Regions from separate parts of the Homo sapiens genome. Here regions 2, 3 and 4 are each linked to region 1. The links are chromatin loops, found by intact Hi-C in ENCODE. Cell type or tissue: heart left ventricle. All regions are shown on one strand. Each heading gives the region's core, and the rest is flanking DNA. Links, peaks and the distances in the headings are about the cores only.

What was found. Hi-C counts contacts between places; a loop is a spot of excess contacts. Peaks named below come from ENCODE experiments on the same cell type or tissue, not always from the same donor. Only the 100,000 strongest peaks of a DNase experiment are listed, where the experiment ranks them.
Region 2: it touches region 1 in a loop (2.1-fold over the local background); 2 of 110 quality-filtered maps call a loop at or near these places.
Region 3: a loop joins it to region 1, with 3.0 times the contacts of the local background. A loop is called at or near these places in 3 of 110 quality-filtered maps.
Region 4: a loop joins it to region 1, with 4 times the contacts of the local background. A loop is called at or near these places in 26 of 110 quality-filtered maps.

The regions. Positions count from the first base shown.
Region 1 is chr2:156,396,550-156,404,728 of GRCh38, forward strand. TRA-CGC3-1 (tRNA-Ala (anticodon CGC) 3-1) reads left to right here and starts at 4,220; the gene lies at 4,220-4,291. It overlaps TRG-GCC2-2 (tRNA-Gly (anticodon GCC) 2-2), which reads right to left and starts at 4,668; the gene lies at 4,598-4,668. It also overlaps a transcript of GPD2 not described here. RefSeq lists enhancers at 3,398-3,467, 3,898-4,067 and silencers at 4,588-4,697, 4,738-4,787. In heart left ventricle, for the core only: no CTCF peak of the experiment used is centred there; DNase peaks (open chromatin) are centred at 3,912, 4,252 and 4,632; H3K4me3 peaks cover 2,121 bases; H3K27ac peaks cover 1,569 bases.
Region 2 is chr2:156,200,959-156,209,137 of GRCh38, forward strand. All of the region lies in intron 1 of LINC01876 (long intergenic non-protein coding RNA 1876), which reads right to left. Among named protein-coding and RNA genes, the nearest start is that of LINC01876, 50 kb to the right of the region's middle. In heart left ventricle, for the core only: no CTCF peak of the experiment used is centred there; no DNase peak of the experiment used is centred there.
Region 3 is chr2:156,189,443-156,197,621 of GRCh38, forward strand. The region is part of intron 1 of LINC01876 (long intergenic non-protein coding RNA 1876); the gene reads right to left. Among named protein-coding and RNA genes, the nearest start is that of LINC01876, 61 kb to the right of the region's middle. In heart left ventricle, for the core only: a CTCF peak has its summit at 3,267 (motif pointing right); no DNase peak of the experiment used is centred there.
Region 4 is chr2:156,586,244-156,594,422 of GRCh38, forward strand. It overlaps GPD2 (glycerol-3-phosphate dehydrogenase 2), which reads left to right. Exons shown (of 17, transcript NM_000408.5): 17 at 1-160. Among named protein-coding and RNA genes, the nearest start is that of LINC01958, 76 kb to the right of the region's middle. In heart left ventricle, for the core only: a CTCF peak has its summit at 3,559 (motif pointing left); no DNase peak of the experiment used is centred there.

The DNA.
Region 1 (8,179 bases), core at 1,217-6,216:
TTTTAAAGCTTGCCAGGTACCTCCAACATGCAGCCAAGGCTGAGAAGCACTGGCTTAATAATAAGTTTCTTATGTGGACATGCTAGCAGCTCTCAAGCAGCGGCTCTCATCCTTAGCTGCACATTGGAATCACCTGAGAGTTTAAAAACTATTGATATGGGGGAAATGGGGAAATTGAAAGGGTACAAACTTTCAGTTATAAGATGAACAAGTTCTGGGACTTAATGTATAGCATAGGTGGTGATGGATGTGTTAACTTGATTGTGGTAATCATTACACGGCGAACACATATATCAAATCATCATGTTGAACACCTGAATGCATTAAATATTTGTCAATTATATATACATATATATATATATGTATATATATATTTAAAAAGATGCTGATGCCTGGACTCACCCCTAGAGATCCTGATCTAATTGGTCTTGGTTTAGGCTCAAGCAAGCATCGGCATTTTTCAAAGCCTTCCTCAGTGAGTCTAATGTACAGTCAGAGTAAAAACCACTACCTGGACTGGGAAAAAACATTTTGACTTGTACCCAGCTCTGAGGGAAGGACGCTCAACACCTCCTGGACAAAAAGTGCCAGGAGCTGAAGCAAGAAATGTGAAAAGAGTGCCAGAGGTAGATGTCACCTGCTTCAAAAGGGGGTTTAAGGTCAATCCTTGTGTATTAGTCAGGGTTTTCCAGAGGGACAGAACAAATAGGATATATATATAGGAGTGTATTAAGGAGTATTGACTCATACCAATCACAAAGCAAAGTCCCACAATAGGCTGTGTGCAAGCTGAGGAAGAAAGAAGCCAGCAGTGGCTCAGTCCAAGTTCAAAAGCCTCAAAAGCAGGGAAGCCGACAGTGCAGCCTTCAGTCTGTGACTGAAGACCCGATAGCCACCAGCAAACCACTGATATAAGTCCAAGAGTCCAAAGGCCGAAGAACCTGGAGTCTGAAGTCCAATCCAGCATGGGAGAAAGATGAAAGCCGGAAGACTCAGCAAGCCAGCTTATCCCACCTTCTTCCATCTGCTTTGTTCTAGTTGCACTGGCAACCAATTGGAAGGTGCCCACCCACATTGAGAGTGGGTCTCCCTCTCTCAGTTCACTGACTCAAATGTTATTCTCCTCTGGCAACACCCTCACAGACACACCCAGAAACAATACTTGACCGGCTATCTAGGCATCCTTCAATCCAATCAAGTTGACACCTAATATTAATCATCACACCTTGTGAATGATATGTGTGTGACACAGACTGAGAATAGGGGACTGTCTCTAACCAAGAGAGATGTGGGGAGCATAGATGATAGAACTGGATTTTAAATATTCCATAATTTTCGACATTTGGTGTATTAGGCCATTCTTGCATTGCTATAAAGAAATACCTGACAGATGGTATTTTTTGTTGTTGTTGTTTTATTTTTATTTTTATTTTTTTGAGATGGAGTCTTGCTCTGTCGCCCAGGCTGGAGTGCAGTGGCGCCATCCCCACTCACTGCAACCTCCGCCTCCTGGGCTCAAGTGATTCTCTTGCCTCAGCCTCCTGAGTAGCTGGGATTACGGGCACGCACCAACACACACTGCTAATTTTTGTGTTTTTAGTAGAGATGGGGCTTCACCATGTTGGCCAGGCTGGTCTCGAACTCCTGATCTCAGGTGATCCACCCTCCTCAGCCTCCCAAAATGCTGGGATTACAGGCATGAGCCACCTCGCCTGGCCAGAGACGGTAATTTTTAAAGAAAAGAGGTTTGATTGGCTCACAGTTATGCAGGCTGTACAGGAAGTATGATGCTGGCATCTGCTCAGCTTCTGGGGATGGGCCTCAGGAAACCAACGTTCATGATGAAAGGCAAAGCAGGAGCAGGCACTTCACATGGTCAGAGCAGCAACAAGAGAGTGGGGGGGAAGGTGCCACACACTTTTAAACAGATCTCACAAGAACTCATTCACTATCGCAGAAGATAGTACCAAGAGGATGGTACTAAACCATTCATGAGAAAGCACCCTGTGACCCAATCACCTCCCACAAGACCCCATTCCAACACTGGGGATTACAACTGGACATGAGATTTGGGTGAGGACACAGATCCAAACCATATCATTTGGTCATCCTCTTTACATATTTGAGCAGAGCTGGATCCAACAAGCTTTCCTGAAAAGGCCCCCAATCCAAAAGTGCACCTGCTGCTTCACCTCTCCCATCAGCCATAGTGGCTGAAAAAACCCACTAAGTGAGAGCCTTTTTGATTAAGGTATGCCAGTAAAGCAATTTCACATCCCCTGTTGGCTTTAGAGCTCTAAATCAACTTTACGTCCTCTGTTGGTTTTAGAGATCAGCCTCATTTGCTTTATCAGATGCACCTACATAGCCTGAACTCTTGAAATGGGAGTGGACATTTAAAAGGGATCTTCTCTGGGCTCTGAAATTTCCGAATTGCCTGAGAAAAAAAGCCCCCAAAATGGAAGGCCTCAGGTGATGGAGAAATAACCATAACATGAGGAAGAGGATCCCCAAAAAGATGACAAAGTTGAAGACGCCAGAGGCCATATTTCCCTCATAATGAACTGAATAGTATAGTTTAAATATGCATTGGGTAGAGAAATGACTGTGTCCCCATTTCCTGATTCAGAATCAATTGAAGATGCTCATGTTCTAGTGCCTGAGGGTGGAATGCAGAGGGTGATTTGGAAATGTTCAGGCTTGGTAGAGCAGAACTCTTCAATGACTGTCCTCTTGGACATTGCGTATTATATTTGAATTAGATCAGCCTGTGTCCTGTTCTAGTTTAAACCAAAATTCAATTATGAGCCATTATTTGTTTAAATTACTGTAAGCAAACACAATGGTTTATTTATTTTTAATTCAGAAGTTGATTGTGAAACTTGTGGTTTGCTCAGAATGATTTTGAAATCTCTGTTTTCTGCTCTGGCTCTCGGCTTGCTGACCAAATGGTCATTTATCGGGAGTGCTCTGCAACTGAAGGAGTGGAAATTCTAGGCCCTCACGGTGCTACCTGTTGGGGCCAGCCTTACAGGTCAGCTGGAAGTGACGGTGACCCAGCTACCTCGACACCAGATCTCTACCCTGCTCCCATCGGAGTGTCTGAGGCTTCCACCACTCAGCTTTCACCAGGCTGGGGTGGTATCAGCTTAAACTACACCTGAAAAAGTCAAACACACCTCATCTGACTATACTGCAAGTCAGCACATCGATTTACCTAGCACTCAGCCAACTGGAGAGGCAATTTCAGAGGGAACAGGACTCAGGGTAGGTCTTTTAATTTGGAGCTTGGGTACCATTAGTGGTTAGAGAGGGTTCAGAAGGCATCAAAGGAGATGTTCAATGACTTACACTACGATCACCACTTACCAATCCGTTAAGACTGGCCCAGGGTGTGAATATCAAAAGGAGAAAAAAAAAATCTACCTGGAGCAAGTCCCCTGCCCCGATCTTATCATAGTTTATATATGACTAAGCTACAGGGAGGGTGGTGGTGTCATATTCTTTCTTTCAGTTTGAGCCTCATGAAAATGAAGAGCAAGCTGCAAATCATTTTTATCTGCAAGGGGTTATCTGGCTGTAACCCTTACATAAGCAAGGTATGGGGATTTGGTGTGAACACGTGGTTTTCCTGAGATGTGCATTTATTTTCGGGGGTGAAGAGTGTTCAGGTAAATCCATAACATTTTCGTGTGCAAAGAGAAGGTCTCCACCTTTCTGCTCCATGAACCAGTCTCCATGAGCACCCGAGGCGACGCTCGCGGCGCGGCCCGAGCGCTGGGCCCGGGCTCGAGGTTTGGACCGGGGTTCTACCCGGCAGCAAAGCCAGAGGCCGGACACACCACGGCCTCCTGGATCTGCGCTGCCTGCGCAATAAGCCTGGGGAGGTGCCAGCTCCGGCAGGCATTGGGCACCCGGGAGTCCCGCCGCTGTGGCCGCGCAGGGCACCGGATCCCTCCAGGATCCCAGGCTCCCGACGTCCAGCAGAAGTGCTCTGGAGTGAGGCTTCATTGGTCCCAGGTGAGCGTTTCGTTGCCAGCTCGTTGCGCGAGGTCTGAATGCACAGTGGAAACAACTTAGGGTGGGTATGGGAAAAGAAGAAACATATTTCAGAAGCACTCGCCAATATAAATTTTTAAAAATAAAGATCTTAATACAGTAATTTGACTAGAGCTAGCAGACTGAATGAGTATGGACACCAGAAATATGCTTTCGGCTGGGGGATGTAGCTCAGTGGTAGAGCGCGCGCTTCGCATGTGTGAGGTCCCGGGTTCAATCCCCGGCATCTCCAAATCAGCCGACGTTTGCTTTTTATTTTTTCTCCTTTCCTGTTGTATCTTAGAACACTTACCCCATTACTTGTACATACATTTTGCTCACATCTAGGCCGCCCAAAAACAATATAAAAGGAGGGCTGAAAAAAATCAGCGAAGCTCAGGGAAACCACCTTCTTGACTGCTCGAAGTAAAAGTGAAATAGGGAATTGGCTTTCATTAATACTTCTTTATTTGCATGAGTCCAGTGTTTAAAGGCCCTGTTATTGAACTTTGAGGCTCCTGTGTATGATACCCACAGAAAAAAACTAGAAGTCAAAACTTGCATTGGCCGGGAATCGAACCCGGGCCTCCCGCGTGGCAGGCGAGAATTCTACCACTGAACCACCAATGCTTATAGCAAATGTGCTTTTCTATTGCTTACTAGAAGACACTTACACCCTGGTAATTCTCTAAACAATCACGTATTTGTGTATTCAAAAACAGAGAAAGCAATTAAATTTTTAATCACATAGTTATAAAAAATTAGAAAAACATTAACATTTACAAAAATTTTCATTATACTACTTTAGAACTTTATGAGATTCTTCTGAAACTCTCTTTGGTGAAGGAGGCAAATGAAGATTTTGTCATGTATGCACAGGATTACACAATCACCTAGCCTATCTTCAGACACTTAGATAATTTATAACAACTCTCCCTCCAACCCCCTGCCATTTTTTTCTTTTATTATTTTACCTATTCAGACAAATACATAATGGAGATTTGTTAGAAATTGGGAACAGAGGCAAAGAAACAGGGAACAGAAATTTGAACACTGACCCAAATTTATGATTTGGAAATTGGTAAATTGGAACTATGTGATTTGCATAGGGAACTTGAAATATTGATGATTCAAGCCAAGTGACCTGAATTCTCTAAGCTGCCCCTTCCTTCATTTAAGACCCCTTTTAACTCTAATAGTATGAGTCTGATCCTTCACCCTTAGTTTCCAAGGAAAGTGAAATTGTGAATGATACAACAAAAGATATAGGAGGGGAAAAAAATAAAGTGAAGGAAATGGATTTATGGAAATGATTCTAAATACGAGATAAAAGGCTGTGGATATAGGCAACATTGGCTTTTTATCTCTGGGAGGGAAATACCTAATAATTTCCAGATTCTTTGGTCAAGAATAATTTGGGGAAAAGTTATGAGAAAATAACAGCTAACACATAGTAACTGTGTACCAGGCTATGTTAAGTACACTACACATGGACTTCAACCCCGTGAGTTAGGAAGCTGAGGCTCGTAGAGGCAAGATTGGAACACACAATATTATGTTCAGTGTTGGAGTGCTTAGCACTGCCCGTTCAGCCTACAACAGAATAGGTCACTGTGTATTGAAACTCAAATGCTGCATGTAGTTTAGGACATTATATATTAAGAATAATCGAATGGTGTTAGAGAAAGATCATAAAAGGCTACTGAAATAAGGTAATGACTTCTCCATTAAGATTCATCTTTAAGGACTTCTTAGTGTGTGGGTAAAGAGCAAAATCTGAAGACAAATACAGAATTATAAAGACATAAAAGATATGAAGGGATTAGGGAATTAGGGAATCAGACTACAATCCTAAATAACCTGTGGAAGAACAAGGTCAACTCATTTTACTTCTTCTAACTTTAGTTTATTCTTTAAAATGAAAGAAATGGGGGAGAAATGGGGTTTTAAAATCCCATTCTGAAGTGATGTACCTTTCCAGAGGTGCTTCAGGGCCATTGGCTGGTAAGGCCTCACTTTCATGGTGGGGACTACAGGTGTGCACCACCATGCATGGCTAATTTTATTTATTTATTTATTTGTTTGTTTCTTTATTTATTTATTGGAGAGAAGAGAGAGGTGTCTCGCTATGTTAGCCAGGCTGGCTTCAAAGTCTTGAGCTCAAGCAATCCTCCCTGCTCTGTCTCCCAAAGTGTTGGGATTACAGGGGTGAGCCACTGTGCCTGGCCCCTGAGATTCTTAAATATTGTTTTTAATTTTGAATCCTAACTTCAGAAATCTAAAGAATCTTAGATTATTTAGTTCAGGGCTTCTCAAAGTTTTTATTTTGAACGTGTAACCTAACAAACAAAGGCAAATAAATAGGGAGTTTAAAAATGAGCTGGTGGAACTGAGGGAGCAGGGCAATAAAAATGAGGCCTCACCAGCCAATGGTGATGCTCAAGTGGAAGGCCTGAGGTCAAAGCTGCAGAGAGCCAAGATCGTGCCACTGCACTCCAGCCTGGGCGACAAAGTGAGCCCCTGTCTCAAAAAAAAAAAAAAAAAAAATCTCAGAACACAAGGAAAAAAGTCTTATGTAAAACATTACTAGTGGCCTACCTAAAGGCCTTTTTATTTATTTATTTTTTCTTGCTAAAAGTCCATTCTAGTTTACCTAGCCCAAGGAACAAATGTGGTGCCCTAAGCCAATTATCTCATTTTTCGTTCCAAATTGATCTGAGGTGTGCTTTTCACTGAATCCCTGCCAATGAGGGCAAGAATAGTCAGCTAGGAGTTTCTGGGAAAGATGATACGGAAGATCTCTCTTACCCTTTCTCCTTGTATGAGGGTGTAATGCTTGGAGCTGCCCCAACCATCCTATGACTTGAAGGAAGACAGAGGGTGATCCAGCAGGAAAATAGAAAAAGGCTCTACACCATCCTGACATTTTTTATGCAGACTTTTGGTTAGGTAAATTAAAGAACTCTATTGTTTAAGTACGTTTGAGTTGAGGATTTTGTTACATGTAGCCAAAAGCATTCAAAGGGTGTGTGTGTGTGTGTGTGTGTGTGCGCCTGCATGCATGTGCATCCAGCAGTCCACCCAACTCCTTCTGGTACAAGAAACCTTCTGTTCTATAGATAATCAATACTTTGAGATTTGTGTTAGGTTAACTTGCCTCTTTTTCTGTATTTCTCTGTCACAATAGCAGGTGTGTAAAACAGGTCTCGTCAAATATTTTCCCTTGGCACTGCACTTTCTTAGAGATGGGTATGTGACTAAATCTGGGACAATGAAAAGTCCTTGCCGAAACTCTCTTGCAGAAGTTTTAAGTAAAAACTGTCTTTTTGCTGGGTTGTTCAAACAGGTTGAGTGTATAGTTTGGGTTGTCCAGAAGAAAGAGACAAACATATTCCTAATATGATATTGAGCCACTAGAAGCAGCCATGCCCGACTAGAAAAAATTCTGGATTTTGTGTTTATATGAGTCAGTAAATTGCCCTTAAACAATAAGTGGTGGGCTAAGTGTAGTAACTCACACCAGTAATCCTAGCACTTTGAGAGGCCGAGACAGAAGGATCAACTGAGGCCAGGAGTTTGACACCAGCCTGGGCAACATAGTGAGACCTTGTCTCTACAAAAAATAAAAATTAAAAATTAAAAAAAAATTACCCAGGTGTGGTGGTACACACCTGTAGTTCCAGCTACTTGGGAGACTAAGGTTGGAGGGTTGCTTGAGCCTGGGAGTTTGAGGCTGGCTGCAGTGAGCTATACTGTGCCACTGCACTCCAGCCTTTGCAACAGAGCAAGACCATGTCTCTAAAAAACATACAACAACAACAAAATTAGCCTTTAAACTTAGTTTGAGCAGTATTTTGCTAGAATCTTAACACAAATTGAGAAACAGTTTTACCCCAAACATGGTAAACTTAGATAACTCATTACCCAGGATGTGATATAGACTAATAATATTAAAGTTTAAGAAAAGTTTAGGCCAAGTGTGGTGCCTCACCCCTATAATCCCAGCACTTTGGGAGGCCGAGGTGAGTGGATCACCTGGGGTCAGAAGTTCAAGACCAGCCTGGCCAATGTGTGAAACCCCGTCTCTATTAAAAATACCAAAAAAAAAAAAAAAAAAAAAAAAGCTGGGCATGGTGGTGCG
Region 2 (8,179 bases), core at 1,194-6,193, 200 kb before region 1:
AAGCAGAGAAGCCAGACTGAAATGGGAAAAAAATAATCATATGGATATATAGAACTTAAGTCACATGAAAACTAAATCAGAAAAGTTATTTCCATTTTTTAAAATAATAATGGACAAATAATAATGGACAGTAATCATTAATAACGCTTGAAAAATAAGCAGATTTCAACATAAATGACTTTCTATACTACATGCCCACAGTCCCTTTTTAGCTGATTGAGTCCAAGAAGGTACCTGTTGAGTTGTACAAAAAGGCAATCTGGGCTCAAGGTCTGTAGTGGAATGTTGTTGCCTCTTTTCTCTTGTAAGAAAGAAAAAAAGGGAATGAAAGGGGGAAAGGATACAGAAAGGGAAGAAGACAGTAAGAGAGAAATGCAGAAAGAAAGAGATAAAAAAAAAAAGAGCGAGAGGAGGAAGAGAGGAAGGAGAAAGAGGAGAGAGAGAATAAAAGCTAAGGAAAGAAGGATGGAAAGAAAAAGAAAAGGACAGCCATTCCATGCTTTTGTATACTTTACTCAAACCAAAAATGATTTGTGGGAAATGTGATTTTTTGACACATGAGAGGGGCATGTGTGTGTTTCTCTGTTCCCTCTTTAGACTTAGCCTACATGAGGGTTCCTTTCAGTCCAAAGGGTACCCTCCACTCTAAAACCCTGGATTCCAAAATCAAGATTTGACTTGACATTACAGAACTCTGCAACTATTGAATCTGTATATGAAAAGACTGTTTATCTGAACTTTTTCATGATAACCTATTAAATAAAATAGCTGATCACTGCTAATAAATTCCAAAAGAGGAAATCTCTGAACATTAATTTAGAAAATTCAAGAGAATAAGAAATATAAAATGTGCTGACCCATATTTTCACTTTCAACATTGTCTCTTCTTCCTTCCTGGGGTTCCAAGGTATCTTCTTGTATTATTTTATGGTTAGAGAAGTTGTTTTAGCCACTATTTTAGGGTTGGTTTGCCGGTAACAAATTCTCTTGGTTTTCTTTCATCCGAAAATGTCTTCATTTCCCTTCATTCCTTGAGGATATTTTCAGTATAGATTTCTGAGTTGACAGTCATTTTCTTTCAGCACTTGAAAAATACTATGGTGCTTCCTTCTGGTCTCCACGGCATCTAATGAGAAATACTCTATCATTCAAATTCTTTTCCCTTATAGGTAAGGTGTCACTGATGTCTTATTGCTTTTGAAGTCCTTCTTTTATCTTTGGTTTTCAGGAGTTTGATCATGACATGATATGACTTAGACAGATGTCTTTGGGTTGTCCTGTTTAGGGTTTGCTTAGCTCCTTTTTTTCAATTTTTTCTTTTTATAGGTTATTGAGGAGCAGGTGCTATTTGGTTGAATCACTAGGTTCATATCTTTTTGCCAAATTTGGGAAATTTCCAGCCATTATTTTTTCTAATACTTTTCCAGGCCCACATTCTTCCTTTTCTTTTTCTGGAACTCTGATGACATAAATGTTAGATTTTTTGTTATAATCTCAAATGTACTTGAGGCTTTTTTTTTCTATTTATTTCATCTCTCATGTTCAAGTCAGGTAACTCCTATTTTTTTTATCTTCAAGGTCACTGGCTCTTTCTTTTGTCTTTTTCATGCTGACCTCATCCAGTAAGGTTTTCTAAGATTTGGGGTTTGGTGTTTTTTGTTTTTTGGTTACTGTACTGTTCAGTCTTAAAATTTCAATTAGTATCTTTTATATATCTTTTATTTCTTTGATGATACTTTCTATTTTTTTCATTTGTACAAAATCTGTTTATGATTGCTCCTTGAAGCATTTTGATAAAGACCATTGAAAAGTTCTCATTAGATAATCTCAATATCTGTATCATCTTGATGTTAGTATCTATTGATTGTCTTTTCTCATTCAAGTTGAGGTTTTCCTGGTTCTTGGTGTGATATGTGACCTTCTCATAGCTAAGAGTTGAAAGTCCTGGATTCCCACTGAGAAAGCACGGGGGTACTCTTTGTGGTTGAGTGGGGGTGCAAGTCTAGGCTTTCACTTAGCCCTCTCTGATCCCAACTTCATCTGCCCCATCTGAGGTATGGTCAGCCATGTTTTTCTTCCTTCCAGATTTTTTCTCTTTCTTTACCTTTAGAACCTGTAGTTTTTCATTAAGGTCTGAGATTTTCAATAAAAGATACTAGAGTCAGATGAGGGAAAGAAAGTGGTAAGCCTAAGTCATCAGTTTTTCTTTGTGCATGTGGAATATTTTTAAGATAAGTTACTTCTCATATACATAAAGTCCCTATAAACCATATTAAGGAAGTCAATCTCTTAGTTATTTTCTTCTTCTTCTTGGAGGCACAGTACCATTAGGAGAAACATAGAAGAAAAATACATTGTTTTTTTCGCTTAATTGAACAGAATTTTCGCTTAAATTGAACAGAAAAAAAAATTTTTTTTAATGAAAAAAAGCAAGAAAACAGCCAAAAAGAAAAGTGGAAATATTTTCTATTATGCTTTTATTCCTTATCTCAAGTTTGTTTTCTGGGTGCATTGGGCTTTCATTAATTTGACTGCTAAACTTTCATCATCCCCACCTATAATTTCTCCAGTGGACTGAACTTATTTAGAGTCCAAAGACACATAAGGAAATTAAATAAGAGGAGAAAATAAACTTGCCTATATAGTAGGAATGCAGAATATTTCATAAATCTAAAGAAATAGCCAAGATGTTTTTTTCTCATGATGTTTTTTGAAATAAGAAACAATCCCTTTTTTGCCAAAATGAATAAAGATGTATCTACTGTAGAAAAATTACAGTATTAACTTGAGTGTGTAAAATCCACACAGTTATTTCACGTCACATTATTGGAAGCAGGGAGAGATAAAATAATTAGCTTTCAAACTCTTTTCTGCAAATGCGCCTCATGAACAGAGTTCCAGAATTAGGAAGACAAAGCAAAAGAGAGTCATTTCTGGTCTTCACTTTTACTCTTCCTCCAAAACCTTTACTTATCTTTTAAACCCTAATTTGAGAGGGAAAAAAATTGGGTAAAGGACAAAATGGAAACAGTATTTGCAAAATCTATGGAAGTACAAGCTGTACTTTGCACAACTCAGTTTATAACCCGTTCTTGGAACATGCAAGAGAACCAATCACACAATTATCAGTATGTTTTTCTAAAGCACATATGCCACGACAAAGTAAATGCCACCACGATAAATGCGTATCATTTCGAGCAACATCATGTGAAGCATGCTATGATGCCCAGACAATTTCAGACAGCCAAACACCCTCTTCTCTCTCAATACACCCTCTTGGATATGCATCCATTTAATATGCCTAATACTTGGAAATGATATAATCCTAATGGAAAGGAATTATACTGAATTACTATGAAAGAAATAAACATCATGTCTTCACATGTTAAAGCAGAAAACGGTTTATAAAAAACTCTTTAAAATGTATCATACAGGGCTTACATTTAAGAAAGATCACACTCTATTATGTTGATTCACCTAATTCTATTTAGAATGTAGCTCTGAGAGATCATGTAGTCCAACCTTTGGTTTTACAGAAGAGGAGGCAGAGGTAATCTTCCACAGCAAATCTTCAGAAGTTTTTCTTTTTGTATTTAATATCAAATATATATACACACACATTCATACATGCTTCCATACACCTAAAGGATAGTGACAAATGAACAGAATCTTCTTTGATGTAGCAAAACTGTATCTCAAGGATAGTCCTTGAGTTGTCTTCTGGCTTCTGCCAACAGATTCACAACCTGATGCTTCAAAAAATAGTGGTTTCTCCTTTGTCTTTAAGAAAAACAGAGACTATGTTGGAAAGTGCTTCTGACTTGGCAGAATCCTATTGTCAATCCTTGGCATGTCGCATGGTTTTATGCAGGTCATGAGCCAGCTCAAGCATCAATTTCTTCATCTTACATTAGCAAGATAGTATATACTCTTTAGAATAGTGGTGAAGATAAAATTACAATAATAATTACAGTGTAATTCTGAATAAGGTCTACATTGCAGGTACTACTGTAAATTGGTATAACTTCTATGGAGAGCAATACAGCGTACTCAACAATTTCATCTCTAGGAATTTATCCTTCCATTATATTTACATATATACAAAATAACATTTGTATATGGCTGTTCACTGCATTATTGTTTGAAATGGCAAAAGTTTCAAAACAAATTAAGTATTCATCGGTAGTAGACTGGTTGAAAAAATCTGACACCATACAATGACGTTTTGGAGCAATTTTAAAAATATATTGCTTTGGAATGTTTTACAAGATGCATAGATTTTGGACAGACAGGAAAGTAGAAAGATGATAGATGAGATAGATAGATATGTCTGCATATACATAGACACTTGAAGAAAAAAAGTAAACTAAAGCACTTGTCCCTCCTGGAAGTGGCGGGGGACAGGAATAGAAGGGAGACTTACCTTTTTACTCTATGCCTTCTAATGCCTTCTGAACTATGTCCTGTGTGGAAGCATTGCCTATGCAAAGAAAAATTTAAAAAATTTTAAAATTTAATTACTGAAGGGACTGATAAAGACTACTTGGTTGTCTTTTTTTCTCTGTATGTTTGCTTTTGTTTGTATTTGCTTGTTGGACTTTCTAACACACATAAAGGCTAGGAGTAGTGAGTTAGAACCATCCTTTCCAAGAATAATTAAAAGCATTGAAGTCAGCACCAAGAATGATGTAATATTTTGCACCGAAATTGCTAAATTCAATCAGTGAACATAATTGTAGAAAAAGTTGACTCAGAGCTAACCACTATGTAAATGGTTGATTATAGTAGTTATTCTCAGTGGAACTGGCAAGTGTGTGTATTAAATTGTGGCTGGTTGGTGCATGGTAGAGAGAAGTTTTTTCTAAACATACACAAGCATAAACTTACACACACACATGCACACACACATGACATATGCACACACATATAGGCCTTGAGAGTCTGAAATTCATCTTACTCAGCCAATGAGAATCACTGATTTACAATAGGTGTGCGCCAAATCTGAATGCCATATAGAAGCTAAATATAAATACTAATTAAATAATTCTATAGTTTATTTACATATAAAATAAAAATCTGATTCAGTGATTTTTAGATTTGGCATTTCGCTGATTATTTTCTATTCCACAATACATTTACAAACACTCTTTTTTACTCTGCTTTTTGGCACTAATAGTTGGTGGAAGACATTATCTTCTAACTGTTGTCAGTCACAGATTAAGAAAGGTTTATGTAAGCAAATTTGTAAATGGAAGAAAAGACTCTGCCTAGTTAAGCAATGGCAGGGTGTCTCACCAGTGAGATCGGTTATCGTGAGAAGGAAATGTCCTCTGAGATATTTTGTGTTCATATATTTGTAACAGGAAGGGGAAAAACAGAATTGACTGAAATCACTTATGCTTCCAAAAAATAAGCATCATTTCTCTCTGGAGTGGATGGCCTTTTGTTTAGTAAGACACCTTGACAGGCCACTTGAGTTTCAATGCTGAAGCCCCCCAGAGCTTAGTTTAAACAAGGAGAGAGAAACAAACACCTATCTGAATTGCTCTACATTACAAAAATGAAAGGAGTGGAGGGAGTGTTTAGGAGCAGCCTGAAACGGGAGGAGAGTCCTGACAGAAACAAACAGGGACTATCAACCTGGAGGTCAGAAAAAGACCTGCGGAAAAGGTGAGGAGCATGAAATTCTTTACAGCCAGATTTTCAGTTAACTCTGTTAACACACACATCCTTGAATAACAATACTTCCAGAAAATAAGGGCTAGATGATCAAGGCCCAGAGAAAAGATGAGGTGAACCTCAAGAAGGCAGCAGAGTATAGGCATCTGAGGGTGTGGACGTAGCTAGCCACCTTTCTCTTTGATTGCACTACAGAAAGTTAACTTTTGGTGGGTTTACAGGGGTATAACAGGAGAATGGAAAAAACTAACATCTGGGTATAATACATGCTATAATTACCAATAATATTTCACTACAGTCACCTACCTAAAAAAAGGCAAATTGCCTCTTCCATTCTCCATCTCTTTGATCATCAGTAAAAACCAATATAAAAAAGTTTTTATGCATATTTGAATGCTCTAGATGCACTAAAGCAAAAATCAGTCTTTGAAGACCCCATCTGGGTAGTAGTTTGATTCTGGAATTTTGTTTTGCATGAATATGTAGATCACAAATGGGTTTCTTTAATTACCACCTGTATCACTTTTTTAATGGTTTTATAAAAATCATCATATTTAAAATTACACCAGGTTATTACTTCTGTTTAGGTAAATAAACCTGGTGTCTAAACCTAACAGTCTTACCTAATATTTTAAATTAATTTTTTTTAATGCCCATTATGCATCTCATATTATTCTCATGAAACATTTCATCAAAAGGGAAGATAAGACCAAGGGCATACCAGTCTAGTGGCAGTGACAGATACTAGATATTAGAGAGGCATATAGAAAATCTCTTTCATTGCAAACATTCTGAATGACATCCAAATCAAGATAAATATCAGATGGATCTGAATTTTTTTAAAAGGGCTGCAATCCATTAAGTGAACAGAAATGTTTTTCTGCAGTAGCTAAAAAGAGAGAGAGAGAAAAAGAAATATAGAACAACAAGGATAAAGAATAATCTAATAAGACAGGTTAGAAATTCTCGAGCTCAATATTTTATTACAAGCAAAATTAGTTTTTCTCCCTACTTAATAGAAATATTAATTGAAAAATCTCTCCAACAACAAACTATAGCTAAACAATTTCCAATTACCCATATTCATAAAGAGAGGCTCAAGGGTGTGATGTAATACAGAGATCGTTTACCTTTGCCTCATTATTAATTTCTAATTAAGATTTTGCATGGCCAGCCTAACCTGTTTATGTTCTTTGAGTATACCTCATCCAAAGGCCAAGAAATTATTAGGAGTATAATTTGTATTGTATATATTTTTGTTTTTGTATATATTTTTAGATTTTTCAAGTACCTTTTATTGAAGTATAACATTAAAAATGCCCAAATCATAATATACAGCTTCAAGAGTATTCACAGACTAAATTAAACTATTAACTTTAAACCAGGTCAAAAATAGAGTATTTCTTGCACCCCATCTTGTCTCCTGAATGTCCCAAGCCCCCACCACAATTCCCTGTTTCTGATGGTCACCTCTATTCTTTCTTTTTTTTGAGAGGGACAGAGTCTCGCTCTGCCACCCAGGTTGGAGGGCAGCGGCGCAATCTCGGGCTTACTAAAACCCCCGCCTCCCGGATTCAAACAATTCTCCTTGCCCCAGCCTCCCAAGTAGCTGGGATTATAGACACCTACAGCCATTCCTGGCTAATTTTTTTTTTTTTTAATTTTTAGTAGAGACAGGGTTTTGCCATGTTGGCCAGCCTGGATCAAACTCCTGATCTCAGGTCATCCGCCTGTCTCAGCCTCCCAAAGTGCTGAGATTACAGGAATGAGCCACTGCACCTTGCCACAAGTTGACCACCATTCTGACTTTAAATACTACATTAGTTTATATATATATATATATATATATATATATATATATATGTTAATCATATATTTCTAATTATTGGCATATATTGGTGTATAGAAATGTACTGATTTTTGTATGTTAATTATATATTTTATACATGTTAATTATATATTTATATATATTTTTATATATATAAATATATATATATTTTTTTGAGACATAGTCTCACTCTGTTGCCCAGCCTGGAGTGCAGCGGTGTGATCTTGGCTCACTGCCACCTCCACCTCCCTGGTTCAAGCGATTCTCCTGCCTCAACCTCCTGAGTAGCTGGGACTACAGGTGTGCACCACCACACCTGGCTAATTTTTGTATTTTTAAGTGGAGATGGGGTTTCACCATATTGGCCAGGCTGGTCTCGAACTCCTGACCTTGTGATCCACCTGCCTCAGCCTCCCAAAGTACTGTGATTACAGACATGAGCCACTGCGACCAGCCAGTTTTTTTATATTTTTGAACTTCATAGAAATGGAACCAGACAGTGTACACTCTTGTGTCTGGTTTTTTTGACTCGGTGGTGTGTTTTTAAGACTTATTCACATTGTTGCATGTAGTTGTTGTGTATTCACTCTCATTATTGTACAATGTTAATATATCATAATTAATTCATCCATTCTATAATTCACAGGTTGTTGGGTAGTTTAACCATTGTGC
Region 3 (8,179 bases), core at 1,176-6,175, 210 kb before region 1:
CTATCAACCTGTTTTAGATTAGGAAAAATAAATTTCGTTGTTGTTTCTTGCTAGCCTCGAGTCCTACCTTCATTTAACTTAGTGATTTTTGTGCTTTCTCTGGGTCTACATTTCTATACCAAAAGGAGAGAGTGGAATGTGCAAGGTTATCAAAAGAATGTAACCAGGCACAGGGCATTTGAATAATCTTCAGTGGCCCAGAGTCGAACAGAAGCTAAACTGCAAACTCCTTAGCTTGTCATTCAAGGTCTCCTACAGTCAGTATCCAACCTACTTTGGCTGAATTACCTTCGAAACCTTTCACCACGGTTGAACTCTTTCTGTACTGTCTTCCAAGCATATTGTGCAATGTCTTTTGCTCAAGCTCTTCTAATACTAGAAAGGCTACTTTTCTCTACTTCACCTATTTGAGAATCCACACTCTTCAAAAGTGAACTCAAATCCTACCACCCTGCACCAATAGAATTATCTCTACCATAGCTTGAAGCTTTCTCTCTCCCTCTTCTGAAATCCTGTAACAATTAAGCATGTCTAGCTTTGTCACACGTCTTGCATTGTTATCTTAAAGACTGTCATCTTAATTAGCAAACTAAAATGCTTACTTTACTTAGCTTTTCATAGCATATGTTTTGTCTTCCAGTTTATTTTGTAAGAGAGCAAGTTCCACATGCTACCAGTTTCTATGCAGCATATATAGATATATTTTATATATATATATATATATATATATATATATATATATATATATATATATATATATAATAGTCAGCACTCAGTAAATACCTAGAACAGTCATTGAAATTAAAACATTGAAAATAAGAATATTTCTAAAAGGCTTTCCTTAGGCTGAAGTAGTTTAAGAATAATACAGTTTGAAAGAATGTGTTCTAATGAGAACACTTGGACACAGGAAGGGGAACATCACACACTAGGGCCTGTTGTGGGGTGGGGGAGGGGGGAGGGATAGCATTAGGAGATATACCTAATGTAAATGACTAGTTAATGGGTGCAGCACACCAACATGGCACATGTATACATATGTAACAAACCAGCACGTTGTGCACATGTACCCTAGAACTTAAAGTATAATAAAAAAAGAAAGAAAAAGAAGAATGTGTTCTTAAATCAATTTGAACCCCAAATAAGGACTGTGAGTACTATTACTACTGCTGCCACTTAATTATATTCACGGTACTGATATGCTACTTTCACTGATGTAAATTATACGTCAAAGGGGCATGTTCCTGGCCTTAAGTAGATAATTTGGTGTGGTTCCCATTGTGTTTGTTTAACCAACTTGGTGCAATGCCCAGTAGAACGACCAGGATAATGTGGAGCCTTAATACTTTGTTAGTGGATGCTAATGCAGTTATAACCTGAGTTAACCTTTGCTCCCAAGTGCTTCCTCACCTGCAAAAGTTGAACTGAGTTCTCTCCCAAGCTCCAATGTTGTTTTAAGCTAAATAGCTAAAATCACTTTTAAACACAAAAGTCTTCTCACACTTTACATGAGCCATATAGTTTTCTGAACCATGGTCCTTATAAGCAAAGATTTTTTGAAAGATATTAAAATTGAAAAGAAAGATTGCATCCAGGTCTCACCCTAGTGACACATACTTAATTCTCAGTTCCATGTGAGACCATTGAATAATATGGTACTTGGTTTTCCAACATTCTCTGAAAAAATCTAAATAAGGTATTGAGGAAAATATAGCACTATACTAACCCCATCATTTAATATTTATATTTTTCAATTTCTTCACAGATCTAACATTGTAAATCCATAATTTACAATCAGGAACTAATATGAGAGAAAAGTTTCCTGAGTGTAGCACTGAATAAGTATCTCCAATTCACAATGAATATAACTCATAGTAGGATGCATAGTTTGTTTTAACATAAGTTTGCCATCTTTTATTATTCTGATGATCAGAGTTTATCTATATATGAGTCTAGAAACCCTCACTGCATTGTGACAATACAAACTTAAATCACATAATCTTCTCTCAAGGACGTAGAAATGTCGAGGGTAGGAAAATATTATATTAATAACATAGCAGACTCTCTGCCTTGCCCCACCCCCACAGTGGGCAGTCTAGTGAACGTGACTCTTCAAACTACACTAAAATAGAGAGTCAGACACAACTGGCAACTTCTAAAGAAAGGGAAATTGGGGATTAGTACATGTCCAGTTATTGCTCAATTATATCACAGAAGAAAGAAAATTTGCATGTTTCCAAAGTAAACTTTGGGAGCCACTGATGCCCTCCCACTCTGTTCCACACACAGGCTGATGATGTGGAAAGACGGTAGTGCTCCTGGCCACATGAAGCTGGAAGAAGGCCAGCTTTAACCCTTTCAGGAGCATATGAGTGAGCCCAAGGCAACTTTTATAATCAAGACCAGACCAGAATTATCTCATGTAGCAAGAACACATGAAGCTACACTGCACTCTTTTATTATGTATACATTTTTCTTATATTTAATCCCAAACTACACTAAATCTCTCATAAGAAAAATACATATTAATGTAAATGAATTTATTTTCCAGGCTGAAAAATTAGGTGAAGGCAGAGTTGAATGAATCAAAAGAGTTACAATTCATCTTTGGTAACAGAGAAGCAGAGGTCTGGAAGTCACCTGTTAGTGTAGAGATTGAGACCCTCCCGGACCATTTGTATAGAGATAGAATAAAAAGAGCAAAACAAATCTTAGGTTCCAGATATCTCACTCCAGGTCTACAAACAGAGGAGTTGTTGCTTAGTGATTAAGCAGCTCCCTTTTAAACATTCTGCACTTTCTCCTAAAGCCACATAAACTTCCAGGTCCCATTTGCAGTGGAACGTGTGCATTTCCTAAAGAACTGTCTCTTAAATATTGTGTAGTCATGACTCCCTTGAGAATCTGATAAAGCATGAACACCTCACATTGGAATAATTTTTGAATTTCCATACCCACCAAATTTACATATGTTTACAGTGATCCAGAAACCTCCCAAAATTCCATATGAAGACATGTAGGTCCATAAAAAACAGATTAAGGACCAGTGCCTTAAAGGGTGATAGATGTGGAAAATGAAAGGCCACAACAGAACTACTACTGTTCATGAACAAAATAAATTATTCTCTTGAAAGGGACTGAAGTATTGAGAGCCCCTTAAGTTTTCTCTATTTCTCATTTTCCTTCTTAATCTTCCTCATTTCTTCAAGTGAAAGTGAAAGATTCAGATGCCAAACTTTCCAGAAACCACCTACACTGCACCATTCATCTGCCAGAGGGGGTCACTATGCAGCTAATTGTTCACCCACAAAAATAAAGCCTACCTCTATTCTTTTCCCTAACTGTGCCCAGAAGAATTACTTTAAAATGCATTTTCCACACTATAAAGTGTGTCCTAACAAAACACAATAAACTCAACAGCAATGTGATTACTGTACTTGTAAAACAGTTGGTGTTTTAGCAATATGTCCTTAAAAAAAAGTATGCTTGGAAAAATGGATTCTGTTTCAACAGTTAAAAGGACATAATTATTTTTCTGCCACATAACAATTTTTAAATGTTAATGAGTTAAAATACAGTACCAAAACAGCTCCCATGCAATAATACAGCATATCATTTGGCTGCCTGGTTCGTATTCCTTTGTTTTTCTTTCTATGGTCAAATAATATGCGGTAACCTGGGAAGACCACAGGTATCAGGTAACTATAGCATGACAATCACATGGGACAGCTTGCTCTTCCATAAACTTTCTCCAAATTTATATAACTAGGTTTTCTCAACCTCAGACTTAAGGATATTTTGGGCCCAATGAGTCTGTTGTGGGAGCTGCACTGTTCAATGTTGAGTAATTAATAGCACCCCTGGCTTCTATCCACTAGAGAACAGCTCCCACCTCCACTCTGCAGTCATAGCAATCAAAAATTCTCCAAATATTGGCAAAAGTCATCTAGGTGGCAAAATTGTCCCCGGTTGAGAATCACTGATATAAACCATGGTTATAGGAAAAGAGTCATTGGGAAGGCAGTATGCACTGTATCACTGTGCCTAAATAATCTATCCACTAGATGGGGAGTGAGGGGTGGCTAATTTTCTCAATTACATTCATCTAATATTGTGAGCAATGCCATCATCATGACTCTGTCTGTCCAAAGAGTTACTAAGTTCATCAAGAAAAAATAATTTATTTGAAACCTCAATGATTTCATATAGCTAATAAAGGAAACCTTAAAATCTCATGAATTGCTTCTATTCATTTATTTAACAAGAACATATTAAGAAGCTAGACTATGCCAGATACTGTGAGAGAAGCTGGATTCCAGATTTAAAATGGTAAACACATTCCTGCCTTCAGAGGTTCAATGCCAATACAAAAGTCAAGTAAGGAAATAGGCAATTATGGTATATATATATATATAGCAAGTACTATCATGGGGAAAGTAGCTGGGAAACTTTAACTAGACTTAAGGGATTTCAAGAGATTCCTAGAAGACATTATATGTAAGCTGAGAACTAAAACACGAACAGAAATGAGAGGAAGCAAAGAGGATGAGAACATGACTAAGAAGCTGGAACAGCATGAGAGGTGGCCCAGAGACGTGATAAAGAGCGGTCGAGGAAATATAAATATTATGATATGGATAGAGTGTAGCAAATAAGGGAGATTTTTAAAGAAGTAAGAGGGAGAGGAAAGCAGGGGCCAAGTCATGAAAAAAATCACGTTAGGGGGCCTGAGGTTTATTGCAAGACAAAGGAAACTCAGTAAAAAAGTTTCAAGTGGGAAAGTGGAATTATTAGATTTTTGCAGGGAGATCACTCTAGCTATAGTGGGTGTATTAGTCAGGGTTTCTCAGAAAAGTAGAACCAATAGGGTGTGTGTGTGTGTGTGTGTGTGTGTGTGTGTGTGTGTGTGTGTGTGTGTGGAGAGACAGAGAGAGAGAGATTTATTATAAGGAATTGGCTAGTGCAATTATGGCATATCCCAAGATTCGTCTAGTGAGTCAGCAAGCTGGAGACCAAGGTAAGTATTTTCATCTATTCAGACTTTCGACTGATTGGATGAGGACTACCCATGTTAGGAAGGGCAGTCTACCTACTTTACTCAGTCTATCCATGTAAACGGTAATCTCATTGGAAAACACCCTCACAGAGATGCCCAGAAAAAATGTTTGACCAAATACCTGTACACTCTGTGGCCCAGTCAAGTTGGCACATAAAATTAACCATCACAGTGATGAATATGAAGACTGAATCCAGGGGAACGCAAGGAAAGCTGGCACAGTAAACTAGGCAAGATATTATAGTGACCCGTACACCGTGGAAATTTCACCATCGATTATTTTAATAGAGGTCAAAGCCTGTCACGTAGTAGGAACTTATTGACTAGGCAGTTAATATTTGTCAAATTAGTGAATGAATGTGAATGTGTAAAATGGAAGGTTTTTTTGTTTGTTTGTTTTTTGTTTTGTTTTTTTTTGAGACGGAGTCTCGCTCTCTCACCCAGGCTGGACAGCGCAGTGGCACGATCTCGGCTCACTGCAAGCTCCGCCTCCTGGATTCACGCCATTCTCCTGCCTCAGCCTCCCGAGTAGCTGGGACTACAGGCACCCGCCACCACTGCTAATTTTATTTCTTTTTTTTTTTTTTTTTGGTATTTTTTTAGTAGAGACGGAGTTTCACCGTGTTAGCCAGGATGGTCTCAATCTCCTGACCTCGTGATCTGCCCACCTCGGCCTCCCAAAGTGCTGGAATTACAGGCGTGAGCCACCACGCCTGGCCAAATCGAAGACATTTTTAAAGGAATTTTTTAATTTAAAATCTTGGAAAATAATCCCATACATCCATGATAGTATGCCTACTTCTAAATAATTTCATCAGTCCTGTTCAAATCAGAAACCATTTAATGTTATTTCAAACTTTAAGTGCTATACTGTTAACAGTCAACGTTGGTAAGTTACAATGAAAAAGACAGTTTCATACACTTGATGGAATTTCTGGATGGCAATCTGGCAGCATTAAAAATGTTTCTACCCTTTGGCTTAGAAGCTCTCCTACTATGTTTCTATTCTAAGGATTGTTTATTGCAATGAAAAATTGAAAGCAGCTTAATGTCTAACATAGAAGAAAGCACTAATTAGTATCCACCAAGTAAAAATCTTGTTTTCAATGTCATTTTGGTGAAATAGGCAATGCTTAAAAAATATGTTAACAAATTAGAACATAGAACTTTATATATAATATAATAAATCTTCATTTCTCTTCAGTCTTATCAGTAACTGAGATTGAGAGCTAAGCTGTGTACAAAAGAGGGAAATAATCTGAATTTATAAAAAAATGTATATCTACATGTACGAAGTTGCATATACTTTGACATTTTATTCTCTTTTATTCATTGAAATTAGACTCTTATTAGTTAAATATCCACTCAATGAATGTTTAAAAAGAAAATGAATAAATGAGTGGATGCTGCTAATTGCAAATGGCCAGATGTCTGCATATTAACTGTAAACCCTCTACTTGCTTCACTGCAGGAGAAAGTAAGAAGTCTTTGAAGGCTGTCTTTCCAGTGATAATATGCATATCCTGACTGTTTTGAAAGAACTTTAAGAACTTGGGTTTGGAAAGGCAGAATAGTTTACTAGAATTTTTTGTTCATGGAGTCACATAACCCAATTCAGTTAGTTTTCAAATTTCTGTAAAACTGTGAAGGGCCTTAAAAGGTCTTGCAGCCTGGTTTCCAGGCACTGACATTAACAGCTGCCTGTGTATGTGTGTATGAAGGGACGAGTACAGGAGGTCCTTTCATAAGTGTTTCCAGTACTTAAGGACCTCCTTTGTCAATTCTTGCTTCAAGTCCAGTCCATTCCTTCTTGTCTGGCCTTCATAAAGTATAGTAGAACAGCTGGGCTCCATTCTTCTTATATAATTTTTCAAACACTCAGAGAGTTACTTGTTCATCTATTAATTCTCAATCCTCCACAACCCTATTCCCTGTGAAGTTATTTTAGCTTTATATTCTGATAGAGTGTTTTCCCTAACAGTTAGGCATATGTCCTAGGCCTCAATTCTCATCTTCTCCTGGAAGCCTTTCCTAGTTATAAGGCTGGTATAAAATTCACTGCTGCACTAAGCATTGCTTTAAAAAAAAAAAAAAGTCAGTCTTTGGAGCTAGGCTGTGAAATGAGAATAAGTAGATAAACCCATGGTATTTGTTTCTTGAAGTACTCTCCTAAAGGGAAGGAATAAAGCATCTGCAGTGTGCTTGATCATTTGCCTCATACCTTGCTTATAGAGAGTCTCTAGAAGAAGGTGTACTGAAATTGTGTTAATTTTTCCTTAAATTACACCTTCATTACTCTAACAAGGCTTGTTCATAAACAAAAAATTTACCACCGTTTACAGAAGTGCTCACTTTTTTCTTAGGAGTGGGTCATTTGTTAGAAGGATCTAGCGTTTTGAGTGCCCTTATTCAATCAGTAAACTTGTTGAGTGGGAATACCTTACTCCCAGAAGAAATAATCTGATGGCAGACTTTTATTTTATTAATACTTTAAAGCATTCCTAACATTTATGGTGTATGCAGCTATTTAAAAATGAACAAGGAGGCCAGGTGCAGTGGCTCATGCCTATAATCCCAGCACTTTGGGAAGGCAAGATGGGTGGATCACTTGAGATCAAGAGTTCAAGATCAGCCTGGCCAACATAATGAAATCTCATCTCTACTAAAAATACAAAAATTAGTCAGGCATGGTGGCAGGAGCCTGTAATCCCAGCTACTCAGGAGGCTAAGGCAGGAGAATCACTTGAACGCGGGAGGCGGAGGTTGCAGTAAACTGAGATTGCAACATTGCACTCCAGCCTGGGTGATAGAGCGAGACTCCCTCTCAAAAAAAAAAAGATGAACAAGGAGATTCAAGAAATGGGGAGTCCCCATGCTATGGCTATAGTAGTATATATTACTAAAGCACCTTAGTAGTCCTAGAGATATGAAAAAGAAGCTATCTCTCCTAACTACTCAATAATTCTATGTTATTAGAATACTATTCATAAGAATCAAAAATATATTTCTTCCTTTATTAACATTCTATTGTTTGTTGGCTTATTTTTTTAACTCTGTGAGTGCTGATTGCTCAAAAGGCAAATGATAGGAATGGTTCTCTCTCACACACACACTCTAGCTCTC
Region 4 (8,179 bases), core at 1,194-6,193, 190 kb after region 1:
GTGTTTTTGATGACACAAAAGTGAAATATCTACAGAGATAGATGTAATTTTATAAGACTGCCAGAATTATTTGTATTAATTTGTTGCTGTAGCCTTTAGGGCATGACTTCTGTATTTGTGCAATCCTATTCTACAATTACATTCATCCTATTACAACTCAGTTGAATTCTTTTTTCCTTTTATTTCCTTATTTATTTATTTATTTTTTTAAATCTACCAGAGCCTTTCAGCCTAAGCGTTCCCAGGCACACTGATGAATTTTATCATAACTAAAATCAATAGAAATGAATGGGAAAGATTACATAATCCATTTTGATCATCTTACATGTCAAGTTAGTGCAGGGTTGCCAAGTGTTGATAAATGCTCTGACAGAAAAAAATGCTATATATTTTCATTGTCAGTAAATCAGTAAAGCTGTTATCAGTTTTAACACAAATTTTATAATGCCCATGTTATTTTATGGGGTTTAATTTACACACGTAGATGGAGTATATTCTCCATTTGTGGTTTAGATGTGCTGCCTCCTGGTTCTGCATGCCCAAAGGCATGTGTGAGCTTCTGAAGGTTCTTTGAAATCGTATAGAATACCCCAAAGCAAGGGCTCCCAGACAGACTTGGAACAATAAACTGTTTGTTCAGTGCCTGGAAAAAAATACATGGCAGCTTAAAACATTTTTTGTTGATCTAGCTTATCAAATCTGTTAGTGCTTTAAAATTTTTTAATATCTAATTTATCAAAATATTGCTCCCAATTGTATAAAATTTATGGTCATCAAAAAAATATGATACTAGCATCAATATTTTACTATCTTTATCAACACTGTACTGTCCCTGGTATCAGATTTCACCTGATGACATTTGACTTATGAAGGAAGGAAACAACAAAAGTTTTAAATTGATCTGGCACCCTCATAGTGAAACAAATTCTGTATAGGAGACAGAGATGATGAGCTTTTTGTGCATGTGTTTTGTATTTTAGGTCTCTAATTAGCTGCCTAACTTGTGAAATACAGGCACAGAACATGATGTATTGAGCCTTGACGATACCAGAGGTAGTCCTGTGGGTCCTGAGCTCTTTGCAAAAAGTAATAGATATCTTTATATTTTGTTAAATACCTGGTCCAGAATAATAAGACTCATGTGATCTAAGCAAAATACTACTTTAGCAGAATTATCAGGACCATCTTTGTTCTCCACATTTGGCATTTGAATTGCATTGCTCAGCATACCCTACCGTGGGTTCCCTGTTAATTGTATTCACATTGGAGTTGCTTCAATCTAGGGAGGTTAAGGTTTGTATGCTGTAGTCATAGGTAATATATCATCTTTCAGTAGAGGAGGTGGGAGGATTGAGTTTCATAGTACCTACCTTGATTATTAGTGCATGGCCCAGACTACAACTAGTTCCACCAGCTTCTGAGCCATTCATGCCCATGGTCTGTGCCTACAGCAGACATCCCTGCTCTCCTTTTCCAAGTACAGTGACTCCTGTAGAGCCTAGGATCAGTTTTTTCATTTGCTGCTGCTAGCTTTCCTTCATTGTACCAAGCAGTTGGGAGGTGTGAAATACATATATATGTATATGCTTTGGCCCTGGTGCCTATAAAATAATAGTTTTGGTTAAGGACAATCTTGAATTGGAGGCAAATCTTTCATAACCACAGAATTTCTTTATTTGTTTTAGTCTTATACTATAAAACTAGATCTAAATTTATTATTTAAATCCAATTTAGGCATATCTGATTTTGCTTTAAAAGCTATCTTATTGTTTGTCTAAGTGATCTAAACGTAATGACCTCAATCAACATATCACTATTCTTTAACCTGACCTTAATGCCCTCTTAAACAGAGGCTTCCCTCTCTGCTACCTCCTGCCTCCAAAGATTCAAAGTAAATAGTCACGTCTTCCCTTTTAATTTCTTGCTTAGATTTTTCTCACCTTTGCTTCAATATCATTTTTTGTTTTTCATCTCCATCATTAATTGATTTACAGTTCATTTTTCTGCATACAGAGTTTTTCCTATCCAAGTTGAGAAGCTGTAAATCTTAGATCCATTGAAATGACAGTGAGAAATATTTCATTTTATCCCATGAATCATTTGCCATCCTTATTGCAGACAAATGGCAAAATTATGGTGTACCATGTTTTCATAAATTACTCTGCCGCCCCCCCACCCCCATTCCCAGTTCATTTCATTATCTGTTTGGAAAGACTATAAGAGTCAGAACCCAGACACTTGCGGTAAACAATTCTGATTTTACAGCAGGCTAATCAAAATTTCATAACATTAAAATTAATTCCTCTGGTACTGTGAAGAATTTAATTCATGTACAAAATATATCATCTATTTTATAAGTCAAAAATAGCTTGATATTAAAGTACATTCTGTGATTTGCTAGTATAGCAAAGGGGAAGAGTGCCAAATTCTTTAAATAATGTATATAATTTTCATAGGATTTCATATGTCAAAGTAGTCATTTATGGCCTGAAAAGTATGTGCTTCGCACTATGTGTTTGAACACTATTAAAAAATCATGGCTTCTTCCAAAAAGGACAAATCTTAGGTTTTCATTTCACATGTGACCTAGAATGAAATAACTTATATGGGGACCACCCTGAACCCCCATTAGGAATACCCCCAAAAGTAAAAACCTGAAAATATTTCTAAAGCTAAATATTTTTAAAAAGCAATAAATGAAATCAGTTTTTATAATGTTATAATGTTACTAAAGAGATTTGGCTATTTTCCTTAATCTCTGTTTTATTGTCAGATCTTTTAAGAAACCATCATCTATTTTATTGTTGGATCTTTTAAGAAACTGTGGTCACTTATTTATACAGTTGAAAAAGTCAAGTTTATCCTGATAAATATAGTTGTCATAGTGAGCTGCTAAACTGTTTTCAAAATGGGCCATTTTTTAAATGGAGCTTATCCAGCTTGATCCATGCTTGAAGCAGCACTGAACCATTAAATAAAAACCTGGGACAAAATGCCTTTGAAAAGGGTTAATTAGCTTTAATATTGACTTATTCCATATAGGACGGTAATAGACTAGAACATTTATTTCTGTTTTGGATCATTAAAAACTGGCATTAGTTCTTCAACAATTTGTTTCTAATAAATAAAAATTGGACCAATTAGAGTAGTTTTAGTATAAGCCACAGTTCATGATACACTTCTTATGAACACAAACACGTGATCACTATTTCCCAATTCATCGTAATTCCATCAGAAACATTGTCTGCAAAATACAAGATCATTAAGCTCCAGAAAGGAGCATTTCTATTTTAACCCTAAAAACAGGTGGAGTGTGGAAGGAGTTAATGTATGGCCTGAAAACTCCCTAAAGCTAAATTGGCATATGCTGTCCTTGGTGTCATTTTTCTCTAACAGTAGGATGCGTTCCCATCTTCTTCATTACTTAGTTTTCTCCATTCATTGGCTTTACACTTGTAAAATATTAGTACATCGAAAAAGTTTACCTCAGGAAAAGTGCTTGTCAATCTGCGGGGGAAACGTCCCTTGCTGTGCTTAGTTTTTGTTCTTATGCTGCCCTCTAATGGATACCAAATTATTTCATTAAACCCAGAACAAAAGTAAATTTTCAGCTTCTCAGGGCTCCTGCATCATCCCATTACTGTTGGAAATTGTTATCTGACCATTTTCCCCTTTGCATACATGTTGGTGTAGCACAGCTCGTACTAATTGTGCGGAGTCACCCTGGCCAAAGTTGCATTCCTGTTCTGGGAAGTAGAGGGACAGCGATGCCAATTTGTGCACTGTCGAACTTTCCTTTTTTCTCTGCCAGCAATTGGAAAGAATTGATGTTCTGGGGGACTTAAAAATGAGGAATAAAAACAGTGTAAGTGCTGTATTAAGACGATATGCTGTATGTTTTATCAGCCACTGGCACCTAGTTCAAAAGACAAAAAAATTAGCAGCAGTGGTTTGGGAATAGGCCTGTGCATGAGGTGGATATCAAATCCATACATGAAGAATATCAGCACTTTTCACATGCTGCTTTCTGACACCCATTGCTAGAGCTGAAAACTATCTCTATTGTCCAGTTTGATTGCTTGAATCAAACTGATTTACAGCAAATCCATCTGAGCTTTGATAAATCTATTACAGTTTCATTTCACTGATTTCATTAACGTGAATAAAACCAGCCATGCTTTCTGCATAACTGCCTTTTAATGGCTTGGCCCTGTCACCTGCCTGAATATTAATCCCCCTGACTTATTGCTCCACAGAGGGAATGAGTAATGGGTATTTGAATGTGATCAGCACAGTACAATGCAATTAAGGAAGCAGTACTGTTCTGTGCCTTTAATCCTGAACTAATTTGAATTGCAGTTTGATAGCACAGTGAATCCTGCATAATTATGTAGGGTGCATATTAAACTCTGTGACAAACTGGAGAAGCTTTTAACCATCACAGCTATGGTAGACAAGTGAAGGCTAGAGTCAGAGAACCCACTATTGGACTGAGAGTACAATTAATAGAAAACCTTCAGCAGGGAAAGCTTGGGAGAGCAACACATCTTGGAACAAAAATACGAAGTGTTGATTTGTTTCAAATAGATTTTAAATTGCAAGCATTTGGACTTTAAGAGTTTCCTTTGATTCACAAGGTAGCAAGGGAAAAACTGTTTCTAAACAAAACTTTGTATTGTCTTGGTGCTTTCAGCAGTTAGAAAAACAGTAGCTGTAATACTTCACAGCACCTTAACTTCCTAGCTATCCAGTTATTTGATACTCTGCAGTTCTGCAAATGGTGCATTGATGATAGAATATTTACTGTTTATATACAGATCCTTTTTAGTCTATATGAATCCTAGGAATAAGAAAGCAAATATTCTATATACTTTGGATCTTTTGTGAATATATTGGTAATTGATTTGCATGATTGCTTAATTTTTTCTTCTTTTTAATCCAAAATATGTCAACTCCTGACTGTTGCAGAAAATGAAGGGTCAAAAATAAAGACAGTCTCCTCTCTATCCTGTGGTCTTTCTTGCTACTGTTAGTTTGACACACCTGAGTAGAAATAAGAAAATGAGATGTATTAACTTTTGTCCTGGGTTGGTCCTGCAGTGGGAAATAATCACAGAAGGTCAGAAATGAATAATTTGCTGCTATTAGGGCATTTAAGGTAAACAATCAATATCATACTTTTAATGCACATTATTATCCAAGTAAAAATGATATTTTGATTCTATTTAACTATTTTTATATAGCATTCTAATGTCACTTTACCACAGTAGCCACAGCGTGATACTTAAGTGCTTTGTGGATGGCATAGAAGATAATAAATAAGCAGATTGCTTTTACTTAAATAGTAGGAGGCAGGACAATTACATTCAGGGAAAACATGTACTGGAAAAATCCTGTAACTGTTTTTACTATAATCCATTCACTACTTATTTAAACTTTGGAATTTATTTTTGTCACCTACTTATTTATTAGTGATACAAGTGATGGTATATGAACGTACTGAAGCTTTAAGAGATTTGGATACATGGAGACATTGTATGTTAGAAGAAAATACCTAGCACTATATATCTCCCTACCACCGAAAAAGGGAGGGGGGATTTTTTTGCAATACAGTTGGGAATGCTGCTTTAATCCCGTAAACTGTTATTCAAAATACACTAAATGTGAAATGCATCAACCAAAATGGAGTTGGGGGAGGGAATGACTTCCCTAAGGGTGTACAATAATATTAGCAAGATTACAGACCTTTAATTTTTTCAATCTAATTGAATCCAATAGAATTACTGTAGGTTCTTTAGAGTCACCATATCCTGCTGGGCGACTCTAATCTAAATATTGCTAGTTAACCTTGTTTTTCAAAAATACATTGGAAAAAGCTAAATGGAACCTCTTTCCATAATCAGTTTACATTATGTTACACACTAACTGTTGATTACATTTTCCAGAGATGCATTATTTCCCTTACACTACCTGAAATGATTTTTCAACAATAACACTAAACTTTGGCTTAAATAAAATAATTTTGTTTTTAAAGAAAAGCATTTAAGTCATAAGTAAAAATAGATAAGAGTTTAGAGAAACTGGAAAAAAAAATAGACTAGAATTAAAGGTAAAACACCTTCTGGTGGACTGTTTTTTATAAATCAAAGCAAGTAATTGAATATATGGCACTCTGGAAAAAAATGAAATATTTGAAAGGCTGTGCAAAACATAGCATATGTTTTATTATTGAAACTCCTGTAAACCAATAAAAACAATACACATTATATTCGACGTCATGCTTTTAAGAGATTAGCATTCGATTTGCAAAATCTCAATAGGTTCCTTTTGCACATGAAAATATTTTTCTAATTTTGTGTTTCTTTTACTAAAACTTCTGAGATGCTCACTTTATTTCACCCATTTATGTTAGAAATATAATAATAGCATTAAGAGGCTGTTATTGCTGTTGGGCATATCAAAAATGTCATAGCAATCTTTGTTCACTGATCTGTTCAGAGCTTTTTAAAAGATGTTAATTATGGCTTCTCTTTTCTAGCATGACAAGTACTTTTTATTAATGTAAGCACTATAAAAATAATAAAGCCCCTACTTTATCCTTACCTTCGTCTTCCCCCACCCCCATTATTATTGTTGTTGTTGTTTTTTAATCGTAAAACAATTCTAGGCAGCAAGAGTAGTATGTTGCTTGAGCTAAGGCTGGGCTGTTAGCTAAATTAAGCCATTGTGACTCAAAATCCTCCTTTAATAAGGTTCATGCTGTCTACAACTTCATCATTTTCGCTGAATGATAATTACTTTATTCAATCATGTTCAAGGTTTTAGTGAAAGCTAGCATTGATTGATTAACTTCAATTACCATGCTTACATTTGCATAGATAAAAACTGCTTTTCAATTTGTGAGTGGCACGCCAGTGGAAACCCTGCGCTGATATTTGCATTTCAATGTGAACAGTGAAGAATAAAGGTGGAAGAGAGGTCTGATCAGTGCTAAGCCCTTTCTGCTTCAGTGCTTAAGCATTTTTCCATAAACACTCTTGTTATGATGTTAGTTTGTTCAGACCACTCTGAGGTAACTGATGGAGGCTCCTGTTTACAAGCTTTCGTGGCAACTGAACAGTATGGATTAGGGGGAAAGGACTCACACAGTAGCTTGCAGGCTGGCCACCAAGTTAAAGAAGAATGAAATCTCTTCCTGTAGCCTGTCACAGCAACTCCCAAATGCCAGCAGTGCTTCGAAGAACAACCTCTCTGCAACTGATTGGCCCAAACCCGGTCTGACCTTACAAGAGCTAGTGCTTTCTTCCTTGAGCAGTCTGCTGGTCTAGGACCAAGTGTTGAGATTTCATCAGTCGGACTTTCTGTTCAAACCCAAGGAAGGGTCCAAAGTAAAGTGAATAAGTCCTTTTCATTCATACCATGTAGGCCCCATAACAAATATTTACTTATGCTATATTCAGCGGTCATTATCACTACATAGTTTGAGTAACCTGATTTTTGGCATGTGGGTAAGACAAGGCTTGTCCTGTTTTCTTTACCCCTTGGTGGTTCAGAAATGCAGAGATTTGGTCCTTTTCTGCATATCAGTGATTTATCAGGGCCATATTATTCTTTAACTAACCCTGGGAAGTTCAATCTTTATAAAATCACAAAAGCACCTAACCAGAGAGATAGTTCTCAAATCAATGCAAGCCTCTTATTTTCTTCTTCAAGATAGGCAACTAAGTGGAACATCTTGTCAATATAAAACTCAATAACTTGGGGGGAGTTAATATTTTGAATCTAAACAGGTTTGACACGTAGTGGCATTCAGTAAGTCTTTTTGGCTTGCGATAGCTTTGAAAATGAAAACTCCTACCACCCCCAGGATGTTTCTAGTTGAGCACCAGAGAGATTTCCACCGCCCACCACCGCCCCCCACCAAAAAAAAAGTCTTTCAGTTGTTAGGACAAGTAAGTAATGCCATTAAAAATATGTCATCAGATCCAACGTGACTTTACACGGACATCCAGGCTTCCATTAAGTAAACTTGAAGATGCATAGGAAATTACCTATACCTTTTAAAAATCCATATACTAATGCATGTATTGTTTCTATGATAAATATTAAAATCATTTGAAGGGCAAATTGCATGTGATTTTACATAAGTTTTTTTCTTTATCAAATCAAAAATCCTCTA